Linked DNA regions of Homo sapiens: region 2 is linked to region 1. The links are chromatin loops, found by intact Hi-C in ENCODE. Cell type or tissue: heart left ventricle. All regions are shown on one strand. Links, peaks and the distances in the headings refer to the core of each region. The heading gives the core; the rest is flanking DNA.

The links. Hi-C counts contacts between places; a loop is a spot of excess contacts. Peaks named below come from ENCODE experiments on the same cell type or tissue, not always from the same donor. Only the 100,000 strongest peaks of a DNase experiment are listed, where the experiment ranks them.
Region 2: a loop joins it to region 1, with 2.3 times the contacts of the local background. A loop is called at or near these places in 12 of 110 quality-filtered maps.

Annotation. Positions count from the first base shown.
Region 1 is chr12:67,664,303-67,672,642 of GRCh38, forward strand. DYRK2 (dual specificity tyrosine phosphorylation regulated kinase 2) reads left to right here. Exons shown (of 3, transcript NM_006482.3): 3 at 1-1,104. It overlaps LOC105369816 (a long non-coding RNA gene), which reads left to right and starts at 6,618. Exons shown (of 3, transcript XR_945052.3): 1 at 6,618-8,340. In heart left ventricle, for the core only: no CTCF peak of the experiment used is centred there; a DNase peak (open chromatin) is centred at 3,599; H3K27ac peaks cover 1,432 bases.
Region 2 is chr12:67,783,547-67,791,886 of GRCh38, forward strand. No RefSeq gene overlaps it. Among named protein-coding and RNA genes, the nearest start is that of LINC02421, 58 kb to the left of the region's middle. In heart left ventricle, for the core only: a CTCF peak has its summit at 4,940; no DNase peak of the experiment used is centred there; H3K27ac peaks cover 925 bases.

The DNA.
Region 1 (8,340 bases), core at 159-8,158:
GAAGCTTAATGAGGAAACTAATGAGTTAATATTAACTCTTCTGAAGAAAGCTGACATTTTAGGAGTATTAAGTCATCTGTCGTTAAGGAGCAGCAAGAATATATTATGATTGTATCACATGTTCCAGAAGAGCATTACCCCTTACATAGAAAGCTCCTTGGAGATTTCATGATGTTGGATGAACATCAGTTTATCCTTATACATCCCTATGAGCTATAATTATCCTCATTTGATACTTGAGGAAACTGAAGTGACTTGCTCCAAAGTTGACTACAAAAACATTGCAGTTTGAGGCTTAGGTTGTAATCAGGTAATTTTGGTCTTGGACAGTAAGGGAAAATCCATAATACATAAAACACAAAAGTTTAGAAAGGGGGGGAAGTTGAGCTAGCAATGGGCATTTCTATTATTTAAGTTACATATCAGTTTCCAGGAATATTTTTCAAATGGGACAAACTAAAAAGTTGAGGACTAGAGCATCGTAGTGTCTAAGTGCACCTAATAACTTAATGCATGTGCACACACCCTCAGTTAATTTGTAAGAGAGTGACTTCTCATTGTTATTTGTGGAGAGGCTAATTATAGTAGCTTCATTCTTTATTTTCTGTGTTCTTAAATTTTTTTTTACATTTGAAAGTATGAAAATACTATTTTTGACACTTTACTGATACTCAGGGATTAAAAGTTAAATTTTACTGACTGTAGCAGCAGGTAAATCTCTTAAATTTACTCAGGTTTCCTATCCTTTGCCTCCATATTTAAGAAAATATAGAATGCCTGCCAGGGAAATATATAAAAATAAAAATTTCAAATACAATTTTAAAATACCAATTTGTAAATAAACCAATTTTACAAACTAAAATATTGTGTCTTTCCTTGCTTTTTATCCCAATTTATCTCCCCTCCTAAGTTTGAGGAGTTTTATATATTAAGGCTATTTCTTCATTTGTAAAAATGAAGTATGCTATTTGCAAAGCAAAAGCCCATGAAAAGCCCCAAATCATTTAAGTAAAGCTTACTGAATTGTTTTCAATTGTTTTGGGAGAAATGTAACTAATTATAAGCAATTTATGTGGACCAGCAGCAAATAAATGTATGAGTACATTTGGGCGAATTTGTCATCTTTTTATCTGAAGAGGAATACCCTACTTAATTTCCCTTGTCTGTAAAATTGAGTTTATCAGAATTTTGGCTAGGGTAGCTTTAAATATATATATAGAAAATGCAGATGGCATTTATTTGTCAAATATTTATTAAATAAGCCTCCTACAGCCCAGAATCTTGTAGGCACTAGGGATATATAATGCTGAACAAAACACACAGTGCCTTTTTCAGGGAGTTTTTAGACTGGTTGGGAAGGCAGACATTACATGGGTAATTATATGAACAAATACATATTTTATACAACAAATACTTTGCATAGTTGCAAAGTAGTAAGTGCTGTGAAGAAAAAGCATGTTGTGCTGAGTGTGTGTGCAATGTTGTATGGATCAAAGATGGCTTCCCCAGGAAACAAATAGCTTTTGAGCTGAGGAACAAAGAGCATGAATAGAGACCCTGTAGCTAGCTAGAGGAAATAAGGTGAACAACTGAAGGCAGGGCCACTTGGCCAGAGCCCAGAGAATGAGAGAATTTGGTGTGAAACGAAAGTGATGAGGTGAACCAGAACATGCCAAGCCCTGTAGGTGCTATTAAGGATTTTGGTCCTTACCCTATAAGTAAGGAAGCCACCAAGAGATTTTTGAGGAGGAAATGCCATGAGCAGATTGGCTCTTCCTGGCTGTCTTTATAGGAAAGTACTGAGAAGGGTAAGAGTAGATGAAGGAAGCCCAACTGGAAGTGTTTGCAAGATATGGCAGACTGGCCCACAGGATGGGGATGGACATTTAAAGAAAATGGATTTGAGGGCTCATAAGGATACAGAAAAACAGATGCTCTCTGATTTACAATAGGTCAACTTAAAATGTTTTGAGTTTGTGATGGGTTTATCTGGTATTGAATGCACTTTCAGTTTACAACATTTTCAACTTCGGATGGGTTTATCAGGAAGTAGCCCTTTCATAAGTCCAGGCCCATCTGCATTAAGGTAGAAATAACAGTGATGTCTCTTTGTGTCTGAAAAGTTGTTGTTGCTATTTGTGTCTGGTTTGCTACATTGCATCAAAAGGAATCACAGTATCTTACTTGTTTAAGAAAAGAAAGGGTTGCAAATTAATGCCTTTGGTTACAAAGTATGAAGCACTGGTATACTATCTTTTGCTGAAGATTTGAAGCCTTTGAGTAGAATCTTGTTTATTCATTCATTCAAATTCTTTTCAGGAAATTTTAAATTTTAAAAAGATTATAAAAATGGGGTGGGGGGATTTTACATATTAAGTTTTTATATTAAGACTAAAATGAATGAAGGGAAGAAGGGAGGGAGGGGGAGAGGGAGGCAACTAGATTCGTGAGAAAGAAAAACAGACTAGGAGGTCAGCAAAGGCTGCTGTGGCCTAGTGGCTGAATGTGGTGTTCTGAAGGAGGAAGGAGCTCAAGAGCAAGCAAGGCAAACTCCCTCTCCCCCTCCCTGCCTTTCTTCTTCCCTTCCTTTCATAGAAATTAAACTTTTACTCTCTAAGATGGTATATTTGGATTTGGCATATTTGAGTTTACCAAAACAAAAAAAAAATTATAAAAAGTGAAAGAGGAGGAGAAGGAGGAGATCAATCCCTGCCTTTGAGGACATTATGTTTAATTAGGAAGACAAGATTGGACAGAAAATATTAAGTTTAGAACATTGAAAGATGAAATTCAGAATAAGTGCAGGTCATTTGTGTTGCTCTTGGATAATAATAGCTTTCAGAAGGTGGGTCTCCAGCCAGGACTTGATGGAATTCAGATTGAGAGAGAGAAAAAGGATATTCTAGGAGAAGCAAATTGCTTTAACTGAGGGATGTCATGAATCATTCATTCGTATGTCATCCAGTATTTACTGAGCACCTACGTGTATAATTTTTGGCATAATGCAAAGGATGGGCAAAGAGACTGGGTTTGTGGCAGTGTGAAGAAGGGAGAATAATTTCTTCGGAAGGTAGGCCTTGTCCTGTGGTTTTTCTCAAATGTGCCATGTTGTTGTAGCCACAACACATGTGCTGTCTCTGTCTAGAGTGCATTTGCCAATCTCTGCCTCATCCTGTGAGATTCAGCCCAGACCAGATGTCACTGCCCCTACAAAGTCCTCTTTAAGCTGAGGTTGAGCAAGATCACCCTTACCAAAAGGTAACACTGGCAATCTCTCTGCTAACTGCAAGGTGAGTAGAACTGAGTTGAGAAGGCAGCAGAATCCTCTCCCCTGTTTCCCTCCATCCTTCCCATTGGGCACACACTGGCAAAAAAAAAAAAAAGAAAAGAAAAACAAAAAGCAAGTGATGTATGAAGATACCATGTTAGTAAGGGAGGTACTTGTTAACCAGACAATCATAAAATGTTTATAGTTTGTAAGCAGTGCCCAGCATGAGAAGAAGCAGCTAGATTCGTGAGAAAGAATAACAGACTGGGAAGTCAGCAAAGGCCGCTCTGGCATAGTGGCGTGGATGTGGTGTTCTGAAGGAGGAAGGAGCTGAAGAGCAGGCCAGAGCACGGGGTGGAGGCTTGCCAAGTCTGGAGTTTGGTGAGCCAGGGGAAAGCTCGTGCAGGATAAGGAGGGACAGAAATGCAATGCCGGACCTTGGAGAAGGCCACACAGACCATTTGGAGGAGCTGGGAATTTATTCTGATTACACCAGGAAGCCATTGATGCATGTACAATAAATTAAAAAAAAAACAAAAAAAAAATCATTCTGGTTTCCTATGGAGAAAAACTGGAGGGGAGCCATATGGAGATGGTGCCACTCTATGAGACAGAGGACTTCTAACCATCTGGGAGGAGTTGAGAGAGATCATTTGATGGAAGAATGGTCCTCCACCAGAAGTTCTGTTTAAGAAGTGAAGTGAGGTGGGGATAAGGCTACGCAGGATTCTGAGGATACCATTTGTGTTGCTATTTTTGTAATTGAAATAATGTAGGCTGAAAAAAAGTGTTTTTACAGCGTGACTACGTAAAAATTACAGATGCAATGTAATTAATCTATAAAGGACATTTAAAACCAGTAAGAAAAATGCTAATATTCCAGTGGAAAAAAGAGACAATAATACCTTCAAAAAATTTACATGAGCAACATAAATGGACCAAAAAAATTATAAATTATAAATCAAAGTAATAAAAATTAAAGCCATGAGTTTATTTTTAACCCACAAAATATCAACAATTAATTAAACAACCATTTTTATTGCTAGCAAGGGTGTGGAGTGATATAAAGCACTCGTTTGATGCTGCTGGGGCATAATTAGCAGAGCCTTTCTGGAGGGCACTTGGTAATCTGTACCAAGAGCTTTAGAAATGCTCATTCATTTTTACCTGTTGATTCTACTTCCAGAAATTGGTATCAGAATCCATGATGTAAACAAAGAGTTATGTACAAGAATAATCATATCTACTAGCACAAACTTAGAAAAAAACCTTGTATCTATTAACAGAGGTTTGCTTAATAAATTATATCAATTATGAACAACATGTTTACAGTGTAATATTAAAGAAAAAAAGGGGGGCACACAAGTGAATGTCCTCCCTACCAAAGCAGGCAAAGGCAGAGGCAGAGATGGCATTGGGAAAAGAATTAGAAAGAAATACAGCAAAGTATTAACAGGTAGCTGATACTAATTTTAATTTTCTTATATATTTTTCATCAGTTTTCACAATAACCATATTTTAAAAATATATTTAAAAACTCAATACATTATTATAAAGAAAAACATTTGTAAGGAATGAATAAAACCAAAAGAAAACTGCTATGGACTAAGTAAACAGAGCACTTTAATAATAGGGAGGAAATTTGCTTCCTGGCCTATTGAACCATGTGAACCAGTTCCTACATTTGCCAGGTACTTTCTCACTTCTGGTTTCCACCAACTTGGAATATGGCCCTCTCCTTGGCCTGGCTCACTCCTGCTGTCCCCATGTCTCAAGTAGCTGTGCTTCCTCCCTCTGCCCTGCCTGTCTCCCTCACTCAGCCTTCATCAGATGAACTGAGAGGATCCTGCCATCTCCCATGTTCATCTCAGTGACTACTTTCTAGACCTTAGAATTGAGTGGTCAGGCTGGTTTAATTATCACACTTTGGGTTCCTTGAGGGCCAGGGACTGTCTTTCTTGCTGACATAAAGGGACGATCCCCAGGGACTGACATAAAGTTTGGGACAAAACAGGGCCTCAGTAAAAGTTTGTGAGTGAGTAAATTGCTTGGGGAGGGTGGTTCAAGAGAGATGTGCACAAAGGAAGGCATCTTTGAGATGGCTTTGAGAAGGAGTTTTGGAGAGAGTGCAGGAAATGGAACGTATTACCCAGTGCCTGGAGGCTGGTGGTGAGGAAATGGTGTGGTGGGTACAGGCCCGCTCATGAACGTCGGCCGTGAATGTGGGGAGATGGAGAGAAAGATGATGAGCAAAGGTGGAGCAAGTGAGTATTTTTTCCAGGTAGGCAAAAGTAATCAGTCTAGTACTTTCTTCTACTTAAACTCTCCACTGACCTCTCATCACACTAAGGATAACATGGGTAATTTCCTTGACATGTCCTTCAAAGCCCTTTGCGATTGGGCTCCTGCTTCTTTCCAACGTCATTTGGTTCCATTCTTCCCTGGCTCAGTGCATTCCAGCCACATCTGTTTTCTGTGTGTTTCCTGAATGTCTGTCTCATTCCTGCCTCAGGACATTAGTACTTCCTGCTCCCTCTGCTGAAACCCCTCTGCGCTCTCTCCTTGTGTGGTTGGTGTCTTACTGTTTATCACTTAGATCTGACACTATCTGCTTAGATAGTACTTCCTTGGCCACTCTACCAGTGCCCATTTCCCCCACCCCTAGTCCTTCTCTGTCACGTTACCCTGTTTATTTTTTTTTTAAGTGTCTTACAAAAGACACTGATCAGTGTCTGGAAAAACCTTATTTATCTGTTTAATGATTGTTTATTGTCTGTCTCCCTCAATAAGTGTAAGTTACATTATGCTAGTTCTTGTTACCTCTGTATTTCCTATTGCCTTAAACAGCACTGGCATGCAGTAGGCATTCCACAACTGTTTGTTATTGAATATAAAGGCTTATGTGTGTTGGAGGAAGTAAAGAAGAAGCCAGTGGAGAGGGAGAAATTAGAAATGTTATATGCCAGGAAGGCAAATAGGTATCATTTCTAGTGCCAACCTTGAATGCTTGGTAGTGGCTGCCTAGAACCCTGCCTTAGGATTATGCAGTTTCCTCAGGGTTCAGCAGAAAACAACGCTATAATTGATTAACAATGTCTTATTGCTAATTAGCAAATTCCATAGGCATAGGAAGGGGCAGTTTAGTGGTTGAATAATAGACTTCTATTTCAGTGTGCATTGCTTCAATTCTTGTCTTGACACATGGACATTGTTTTCAGGATATGGCTGAGACTAGATCTCAGTTAATGTATAGGTTGTTGGGTTTTTCCTTTACAAACCTGTATAATATGAAGAGCACAGATGCTTTTGTATCTTCTTCTTCTTCTTCTTCTTCTTCTTCTTCTTCTTCCTATTATTATTATTATTATTATTATTATTATTATTATTGAGATGGAGTCTCGCTCTGTCACCCATTCTGGAGTGCAGTGGCAAGACCTCGGCTCACTGCAACCTCCACCTCCCGAGTTTAAGCGATTCTCCTGGCTCAACCTCCCAAGTAGCTTGGACTATAAGCATGTGGCAACATGTCCGGCTGATTTTTGTACTTTTAGTAGAGACGGAGTTTCACCATGTTGGCAAGGCTGGTCTCAAACTCTTGACCTCAAGTGATCCGCCTGCCTCAGCCTCCCAAAGTACTGGGATTATAGGCATGAGCTGTCACACTCGGCCATAGTATAATTTACTAATTTGTTCTTTAATGTGATATTTGTCCATATGTGTGTATGCCTTCAGTGGTATGGGAAAAGGACAGCAAGTATTTCTTAATCATCTTAGTCTCCTTTCTTTTATACTTTCAGTGCTTGATCTTTTGGGTGATATCAGAATGGTAGCTACTTCTGGGTAAACATCATTAACAAGCCCTCTGGCCAGCAGTAAGAGGTGGCCTCCCTGGGATGACAAGGTAGAAGGGAGCTGCAGTTGAGTTGTTTTCCTATTTCAGATACTCCCTATCTCCTTTTAGGTTTGGAATCTGCAAGTCTCTTACCCTCTAGGCTAATTATTTCCTTTTGAGAGCAGTGAGGCCTTTTATCAAGATGGCTACATTCTTGTGTGTCCTGACGCACAAATGATGAGTAATGGGCTGATTAGCCCAGTGACCTTCATGAATGATAAAAAGGGAACATAAAGATGAGAGGTTTTTCCCACTCTGGGAATCAGCTTCTCTCTGGACTTTTTTCAAGACATGCTCCCTTACAATAAATAGTACATTGCGCTTATTTCTTGTCTGATCCATGCATCCTGATATTTTGAAATGAGAATTTTAAAACCAAGGATGGAGTACTTGACTCCCAGGCCCCTGACCAGGATCTGCTTAGCACACACTATTTAATAGTGTTCAGATTAACTTCTGGGCACCTGCGAGCCACCACAGTGCTGCTATTTTGATAATCCCATGGTTTAGAGGCCCTGACACCATGGCCACTTCCACCTTTTACTCTGATTAAGCGCTCATGTTGCTATTCTGTGAACCAGTGCCAGAGAGGAAGGTTGGCTCTCTGTTTGGAAGTGGCCCAAGCTTCTATTATAACCACTTTGGGAAAAAAGGCAAAAGAGCAGCTGTCCTACACAGTGTCTTTCTCCTCCTCCTGCTCACCCAGTCTGAGCTCAGACTTACCATGATTCCCTCATTTGACCTCGAGCATATCACCATCAGGGGTTTGCAATTCAAAGTACAGCATCACAGCAGACAGAACAATGGCTTGGCCAAAGATGTCCATGTCCTTATCCTCAGAATATGTGAACAGGTTAGGTTGCATGATGTTTTGACTGCATTGTGTTTTCCCAGAACTCATATGTTGAAGCCTAACCCCCAATGTGTCTGTATTTGGAGATAGGGCCTTTAGGGAAGTAATTAAGGTTAAATGAGGTTGTAAGGATGCTGTTTGTATTAGTCCATTTTCACACTGCTGATAAAGACATACCCAAGACTGGGAAGAAAAGAGGTTTAATGGACTTACAGATGCACATGGCTGGGGAGGCCTCGCAATCATGGAGGAAGGCAAGGAGTAGCAAGTCACATCTTATGTGGATGGCAGCAGGCAGACAGAGGGAGCTTGTGCAGGGAACTCCTC
Region 2 (8,340 bases), core at 322-8,321, 120 kb after region 1:
GTTCCAGGCCTTCCCTTTTGCAATTTCCCTCTGACTTTACCTTGAGACAACTTCTTCCTCTCTCTTAAACTTTTCTGTGCTCTTTCACTTCCTTCCTCTCCCTTCCCTGGCTTCCTCCCTAGTCAGACCCGCCCTTGAATAAACACATGTATCCTGAAGTGTTATTGATCAGTTATACTAATTGTGTTATTTTTAGGTATTTTACATTTTATCAGTAGATAAATCCCTTTTGTAGTTAAAGTCATCAAAATAGAATTTGACTTGTGAAATTTTATTCACCAGCCCTCTTGAGGAAATTATGGCATGTAGGAATTATATAAGCTGTAGAGCAAGCAGGCTTGGATTGATCGTCTGTTCTGCCAATTAACAACTAGGTGACCTTATGTAGATTATGGAACCTCACTGAACCTCTTTAAAATGGAAATTGTAATGTCTATTCCACAGGGTTTCTGAGAGGATTAGGTCAAATAACATATGGAGACATTCTAGCACAAATCCTGACACACAGTTGCCTTCAGATGAGTCTCCCTCCCCTACTTTTCCTTATATCATCTGACATGGATTCATGACACTTCTTAGGACCTATGTCAAGCCTTTCCCCATTACTTAGACCTCACTAGGAAGAAGCTGGTTTCAAACTAGACTGACAACAGCAGTAGGCAAGAAACTGGGTAAAGTTCTGGAGCAATGCTTGCTGAAGGACTTAATTTGAGAAGCACAGGGGATCCTGGGGCAACTATCAGCAATTGGGACCTTCCTCCACTCTGTGAATGATAGAGTTGTGGAAGGTCCCATTGGGTCACTAAGACACAGTGATGAGTAACCAAATAGAAAGTTCAGAGGTTCCATCAAGCGCATGTATTGAAAAATCTTCGTGTCAAATCTTCACTGGACAAAGATGAATAAAACATTCTCGTCAAGAAGCTAAATAGGACAATATGGCATGGCCATTAAGAAAAAGGCCAACTGTCCAGTGTGGATGCCCTTCCATTGCTGGCTGGTAGAGTGTTTGAACAAGGGTCTAGGGAGTGTGGCTGGGCCAGATCTAGAGTGACTTCTCAGGCCTTACTTCTCAGGCCTTACTGAGGAGTTTGTACATTGCTTTGTAGATAATAGTCACTGGAGAATTTTGAATTTGAGAGTATTCTAGAAATACTATGATAGTAGCACAAAGAAAGTTTATTTAAGACGGCTGGCCTGGATGAATAAAAACCATTTAAGATACCATTGAAATAATAAAAGAAAAAAGGGAGAAGGAACTAAGAGAAGGGAGAAGAAGTAAGGCATTGGCAGTGAGAATTGATAGGGACAGCTTCAATAATTATTAGGAGGTAGAATTAAGAGGGCAAAGTGACTTCTGAACTGTATTCCAGGAAGTGGAAGGAGCTAGAATGGTTTCTGTTTTAGCTGCTAGTGTGGACATCAGAAATGGAACAGTGTTGTGGAAAAGGCAAGTTCAGTTTTCGATGCTTTCAGTTTGAGGCACTTAATGGGCCACCCAGTGGACGATGTCCAATAGACAGTTGGATTTATGAATCAAGAGCTCAAGAAAGAACTGGCTTGGAAAAACAGGATCGAGAGTCATCAGCCTGTTGTTGGTGGTTGATGTCATAAGATTCAATTAAATTGTCTAAGAAGAATATTTAGAGGAAAAGAGGGAATAAGCAGACTCTCCTAGATCACTAAAGTTTTGGCAGCAGACAAAAGTAGAAGTGGTATGAGAACACATCGAGAAGTACTTACAGAAGTAGGATGAGAATGGGAATAAATTAATGTCATAGAAGTAAAGACAAGAAAGAATATCTGAGCAGCAGTGTTAATGCTGCACAGAGGGCAAGTACAATAAGGACCAAGAAGCATCCTCTGCAGGTAACAAGGCCACATCTACAGCTGAAGGAGTCAGTCCTGTGGATTGAAAAAATCAAGGAGGGACCCTAACCTATGAGGGACCTGTGATAGGTACAACTTACCAAAACAGACACTCAGGAACAAGGACCAAGAAAGATGCCCAACAACACAAGTTGGTGGCAAAGATGAGGCTGGTCTCAGACCAGGAGAGAGCACATTTATCAAACAGATGTTCAAGGTTGGGGGTCAGTGAAGAGCATAGGTGAATTGACACGAAGCCCCAGACTTACTTAAATATATTACTAGAATAGGGCCAAACTTACAGGTTTCTGTCAAATGACGGAAGCTTTTTGGGAGCCACCTTTTCTACTTAAATCATTTCTTTGCATCTTGGGTTAGTCAGTGCAATTTGGATTGAAAGTATCATAAACCCAACTCAAACTAGCTAAAGTAAAAAGGGAACAATATTGGAAGAATATGATATATCTCATATAGTTAAAAGATTGAACAATGAAATAACAAACGATGATATGCAGGTAATCATCAGGAAAATGGAAACTCGAGTCAAGTCCTGCCAGGATCCTCTTTCTCAATTTCTCCTCACCTCTTCTTTTCTTCATGTTAACTTCATTCTCTCTACATAAACCACTTCCTCACCAATAGTACCCAAGTTTGTATCTTACCATTAGGGAGAGCCAGTTCTAAAAATACCTCAGGGACAGACTTGATTGGGCCTGGTACCACCTGTGGTGGCTGAAGAGCGACCAGGAATCACACTTCTGGAATGGGCAAAGTAGAGAGGAGCACTCTACAGAAAAAAAGGGTCGAAAGAGCTGGGTTGACAAAGCAATTGATGCCCAGTCTGCACATTCAACTTCAAAGAAGATTTAGGGTATATTAATAGTGTGACCAGATGTCTTTATTTGTCTGGAAAGTCCCTTTTTACACCTGTTGTCCTGGTACAATTATTAATAGCACCCTTATCACTTTCAAAAAATGTCCTGATTTGGAAGATAAATTATGCAGTTGTCTTATTCAGTGGGACTCTGAACTGGCCAAAATAGAGAAGAGAACGAGGTTTGAAAGGGAGGTGAAGATGACAGTGACCTCCTTTAGGGTAGGTTATTCTTCACGGCGGTGCCTCAGTACCCAGAACATAACATGTGCTCAGAAAATGTTGCATTAAAGATCCAATGTTAAAAAAAAAGAATCTAATGTAATAAAAAGATTTTCTCCTCCAAAGTGTTTTATGAAGTCATATACGACACATTTTCCCAACTCTATTATAGAGGACTTTTAGACTAATAGTATCATAGAATCTCAAAGCTACCAGGAAATTTTAAAGATTCTTAGTTCAACCGCTTTCTAATTAGACAGTAAACCTGTGAGCACAGCACTCATGTCTGTTCTGTTCAGTAAATCCTGGACACCCAGGAGCTGGCAAGTATAGGCATTGAATAAACATTTGATTCTGTTTTCAGGGCTTGCTTTTCTTCAATCATGTTTCTATCATAAGGACATCCGATAGAGGACCACTAATATTGGAGGTCTCATGCTTGATTAAACAGTCTTCCAGTCTCTGTCTGAGAAAGTCCTCTCTTGTAGTGAGCTGAAATGTGACTCCCTGTAATTTTCACATGTCCTTGTTTCTCTGTTTCTGAGGCTAACTCTTCTTCCATAGCACAATCTTTAGTCTTCCTTAACCACAGTTTCCTTTTCTTTTCTGACATGGTTTTCAGATCCTTTGCTATCCTGATCACTTTTGGACATATTCAGTTTGTCCAAAGACCTTGCTATGTCTTGAATGCCTCCTCCAAAACTCATGTTGAAACTTAATCCCCAACATGGCAGTATTGAGAGGTAGGGCCTTTAAGAAGTGATTGGGTCTTGAGGGCTCTGACCTCATGAATGGATTAACTCATTCATGGATTAATGGGTTGATAGATTGATGGGATATCATGGGAAGGGATCTGGTGGCTTTATAAGAAGAGAAGGAGAGACCTGAGCTAGCATGTTAGCGCACTCAGCCCCCTCACCAGGCACTGTCTTAGGATGCTAGAGTCCCCTCCAGCAGGAAGGCTCTCACCACAAGCACCCCCTTAAACTTGGACTTCCCAGGCTCCATAACTGTAAGAAACACATTTATTTCCTTTATAAATGACCCAGTTTCAAGTATTCTGTTATAAGCAACAGAAAATGGACTAAGACAGACCTGTAGGCGAGTTCAAAGATGTGTTTTGGCCGTGACAAAAAAAAAAAAAAATGAAAGGCAATCTCACATCGTTCCTTCAAGAAAATTAAGTTTCTATTAATATTAAGCTAAGATTATTCAGATGTTTTTAGCCATGTCTCACTACTGACTCACATATAGTTTCTCATTAATTATTTTTAATTAGGGATAGCCTCAGTATTTGAAGTTTGAGTAGAAAGAGAAGCAGAGTTTTACATGTGTTTCTGCCAAAGTCAGATCTGCTCTATCACTTCTTATGCAATCAGTGTATTGAATTGTGTTAGAGCCTTGAATTTATCCCTGTTAAATGCCACAGCAACATGCTTTACAAGAGTTTCAAATGTTTTTGCATCGTAACTTTGATATCAGAATCTTTTTTGACTCTCCCATTTTGTTGTTGTCCTCATATCTAATGGGTAAAGTATACTTGAAAGAAAGTGGCAATCACTATGATTTTATGAGCCAGGGTCTCTTAAAAAACATTTTCACAGATTTAGTACCCTGGTAGGTAACCAACGAGTTACAAAGCAGCACATCTCACTAAAAAGAAAATTTTGCAAAAATTGAAACTGTTCCGCCCTGAATGAGTTGCCTTCTAAGATATTTCCTGATCACTGGTAGGTGTAGACAGACAGGATAACCATCTGTCCAGGATGTTTTACTGGGAATTCCTGCACTGGGTGGGACTTTAGACTAGATTACCTCCAAAGATATTTTCAGCTCGTAGATTCCATGTACAGTACACATTTACTATTAATAGCCTACATTGGATTTTTTTATCATCCCATAGCTGAGAGGACATTACATTTTCCCGTGAACTAGTTATAATATAATTCCCCACACGATGGTGTCTGGGGGATGTATTTTTGGAAATTTTAAACCACTCTATGTTTCTGATATGTTCCATTTAAGTGGGGGTTAAGTTTTATCTTAACAGGAAAAAATTAAGGCTGAATGATTATTTGTTGTCAAATACACATTATTAACAATTACAATCATTGGTATGTACATAATGAGTTTTTGGGTGTTCATCTGCTGGTTAAGAGCACAACCTGTCTTGCTTCTCATCAGATTTAATCATCCATCTCTACTCTCATCTATCAATTCATCTGTTCCTCCTTCTTAGTTAATATAAATTATGGCTCTTTTGAAATAGCTAGTAATTGTGCAACTAGCTTAGAAAGTTGTAGCCCTCAAACCTAGATTGTCATCCTATAGTATAAGAAACTGCTTTGAGGCTAGAAGGAAAAAGGAAATTACAGTATTAAAACTCCACTAAGAAAAATGCCAAATTCTAGCCTATTATTTATTATGTGCTCTAATGCAGAACTCAGAACTTTTCCAGATGAGCATACATTTGATTAAACATAACTTCTGAATCCTCTAGTGGATTATTAGGGTGGTCTGGCTCTCTTTGAGAAGCAGTAATGGATTCCTATGTTATCACTTAGTGGAAGACATTTAAGAAATTTCAGCAGGTGATAAATGAAGCAAAAGTGATATTTAAATTGAGGGAAAGAATGAATGGCTCTTTCCAGATCTTATTTCTGGGGTCAATATGGTAAAAGCATTTAGAAATGTATGTATTTTTTTCTTATTTTTTTAAAATTTACATCTATAGAGAATGCTAACTAGCTAAACTTGAAAGATGATTCACTTTGTTTAATTTGGATTAAATAACCCTTCTAGCTGTATGTTTTTTCTAATTATAGGGTCCCATTTTACATAACCAATTTGAAGCATCTCTGATTCAGCTCTGAACTCTAGAGTTTGTGCTATTCTCTACTTTCTCCATTGTGGTTTTACTAGTTCACTCTAGTTTGACATTGAGAAATGGAATCAGTCCACTGGAACAACTTCCATTCTTACAGGAAACTCTGATGACACTCAGAGTGCTCTTCATTGGGTGCAATGGTGAAGAGTCTTAGCAGAACTCTTAGACTTATGTGTGGAAAAGTTTTAGCCATGTTACAGTGATGGCCAGAGATTTATTACCATTTCACTGATTTTAGGAAATATTGTCCTTTCATGGAAGACCCTGGAAATTCACGGGCTCTTTCTAGAATAATCTGAAGTTTTCTCTTTCTGTTGGCATTTTGCTTACTGAGGTCACAGCTAATTAGTAGCCTACTTAGAAGAGGAATTTCTTTTCTTCTCTGGCAGCCAGTAGAATCTCATTGGATTGTAGCTGATAAAACAATCTTCTCTTTAGTGATAGTCTGTATTCTAATTGTACTTATGAGGCCTGTAGGTTATGGTTAAAATTAAAACACAATAAATAGAATAAATTTAATACATTAGCAACTATGCAAAACAGCAGCCACAAGTGACATGGATTTGTTTCTGTGTCCTAAAACTCAGTAGTATATTAGTGCAACATAATTACAGTAATCCTATGATGTTCTGCCATACAATGGCATCTCCAACTATATGAGCTCCTTCTGTCACTAGGGTTTATTTCTAGCGCTTCTCATATTTCAGAGTAACAAAATAAAGGTATTTAGCAGTGTTTCCTCTGGGCTTGGATGCAGTGTTTTGTAAATTGATTTTCATCCATATTCATATCAGGGCTAAATCAGAGAAACAAGGAACTTGACTTTCTACTGGAGAAGAGCTAAATTGAGTATAAAGATTGAGCATTAATGTGTGTGTAGTCTTTTCTCTGACAAGTTAAGGGGGCTTTGGTAGACAGTAGGAATGATTTAACCTTGGCAGTGTCTTCTGTTCAGAGTGTAGCTTATTTGGAAGTAACAGGCTAGAGGACTTCAGCCTTATGGGTTTCTTAATGGAAGTCTTCTTTCTTGAATAGAGAATATTACAGTTTGTGGATAGAAGCTTCAAAAGGATATGAATCATGAAGGTTTAACTTACGGTAACGGGTGGGACTCTTATACCTAGTTTAGAATCAAAGAACTTGTAAAAAAAAATTGGCCTTCTTATGGGCTAATTATCTAGCTACAATTTCTACAGCATTTTTGAATGAGGTATGACTGACTCCTCTACAGATGACAATTTATCTTTGCACTGTCAGAAAGGCAGCCTGGTTTAGTAGTCGCATATCATCTATAAGACCTGTAGGCTTTTGTGAGATTAAGCTACTCATGACCTTCTAAATGTCGTCCCAGTCTCTGATCTATATCCATTGCTCTCCATCCCTTCCTCCTCACCCTCTCCTCCAGCACCCTGTGGATGTTCCCCCACTTCAGGAGTCTGGCTCTCAGAGGATTTTTTTACACTACCAGTGTGGCATGTGTAACATGACCTGGACATCCAGTCCATGACAGTAGTTTTTGGTCTTGCTCTATTATCAGCAAATATTTCTGAGCACTCATCACTAAAATATGTATTCTTATTTTTAAATTATGTAAGCATACTATATAGTACTGCATTTTATACATAAAACATATACAAATTTAAAATGATAAAAATTAAAAAACAATGTAACTGGAAAATCTATTATTTTATTCTGTGTACCAAAAGATCATCTTCCACATTTCCTGGAAAGTCTGCCCCTCACTTTGGAGAACCTGTACTGTAGTACTGGTAGTTATAATTGTGTCCTCTAACTAGATGTGCACTCTGTAAGGGTACGGAGTATGGTTAATTCAATTTTGTATCCATGAAAGTTATCATAGCATCTTGGACATTATAATAACTTAATGATCCCTATTTTGAATGAATTAACAATTTCTACCTCTGCATCTTTTTTTTTTCATTAGTGCTCCTCTCAAAAATATTTCTCCTTCCCTTCCTTTTCACCTGGCCAAAGTCTACCTGTCACCCAAGTCAAGGCCAGGTTTTTTTTTTTATTTCCTATGAATTTTTTCCTGTCACTCTAAATCTCATGTAATCTTTCTTCTCACCTATAGAAATTACTGACTCTGCTGTTCACTTAACATATCGCATTCATTGTCGGTGACAGATGACATTTTCTCCTTCACTTATGAAGCTTAGTTTGGCTGGATATGAAATTCTTGGTTGAAAATTCTTTTTTTTAAGAATGTTGAATATTGGCCCCCACTCTCATCTGGCTTGTAGGGTTTCTGCCGAGAGATCTGCTGTTAGTCTGATGGGCTTCCCTTTGTGGGTAACCCAACCTTTCTCTCTGGCTGCCCTTAAGATTTTTTCCTTCATTTCAACACTGGTGAATCTGACAATTAAATTGTGTCTTGGGATTGTTGTTTTTGAGGAGTATCTTTGTGGTACTCTCTGTATTTCCTGAATTTGAAAGTTGGCCTGCCTTGCTAGGTTGGGAAAGTTCT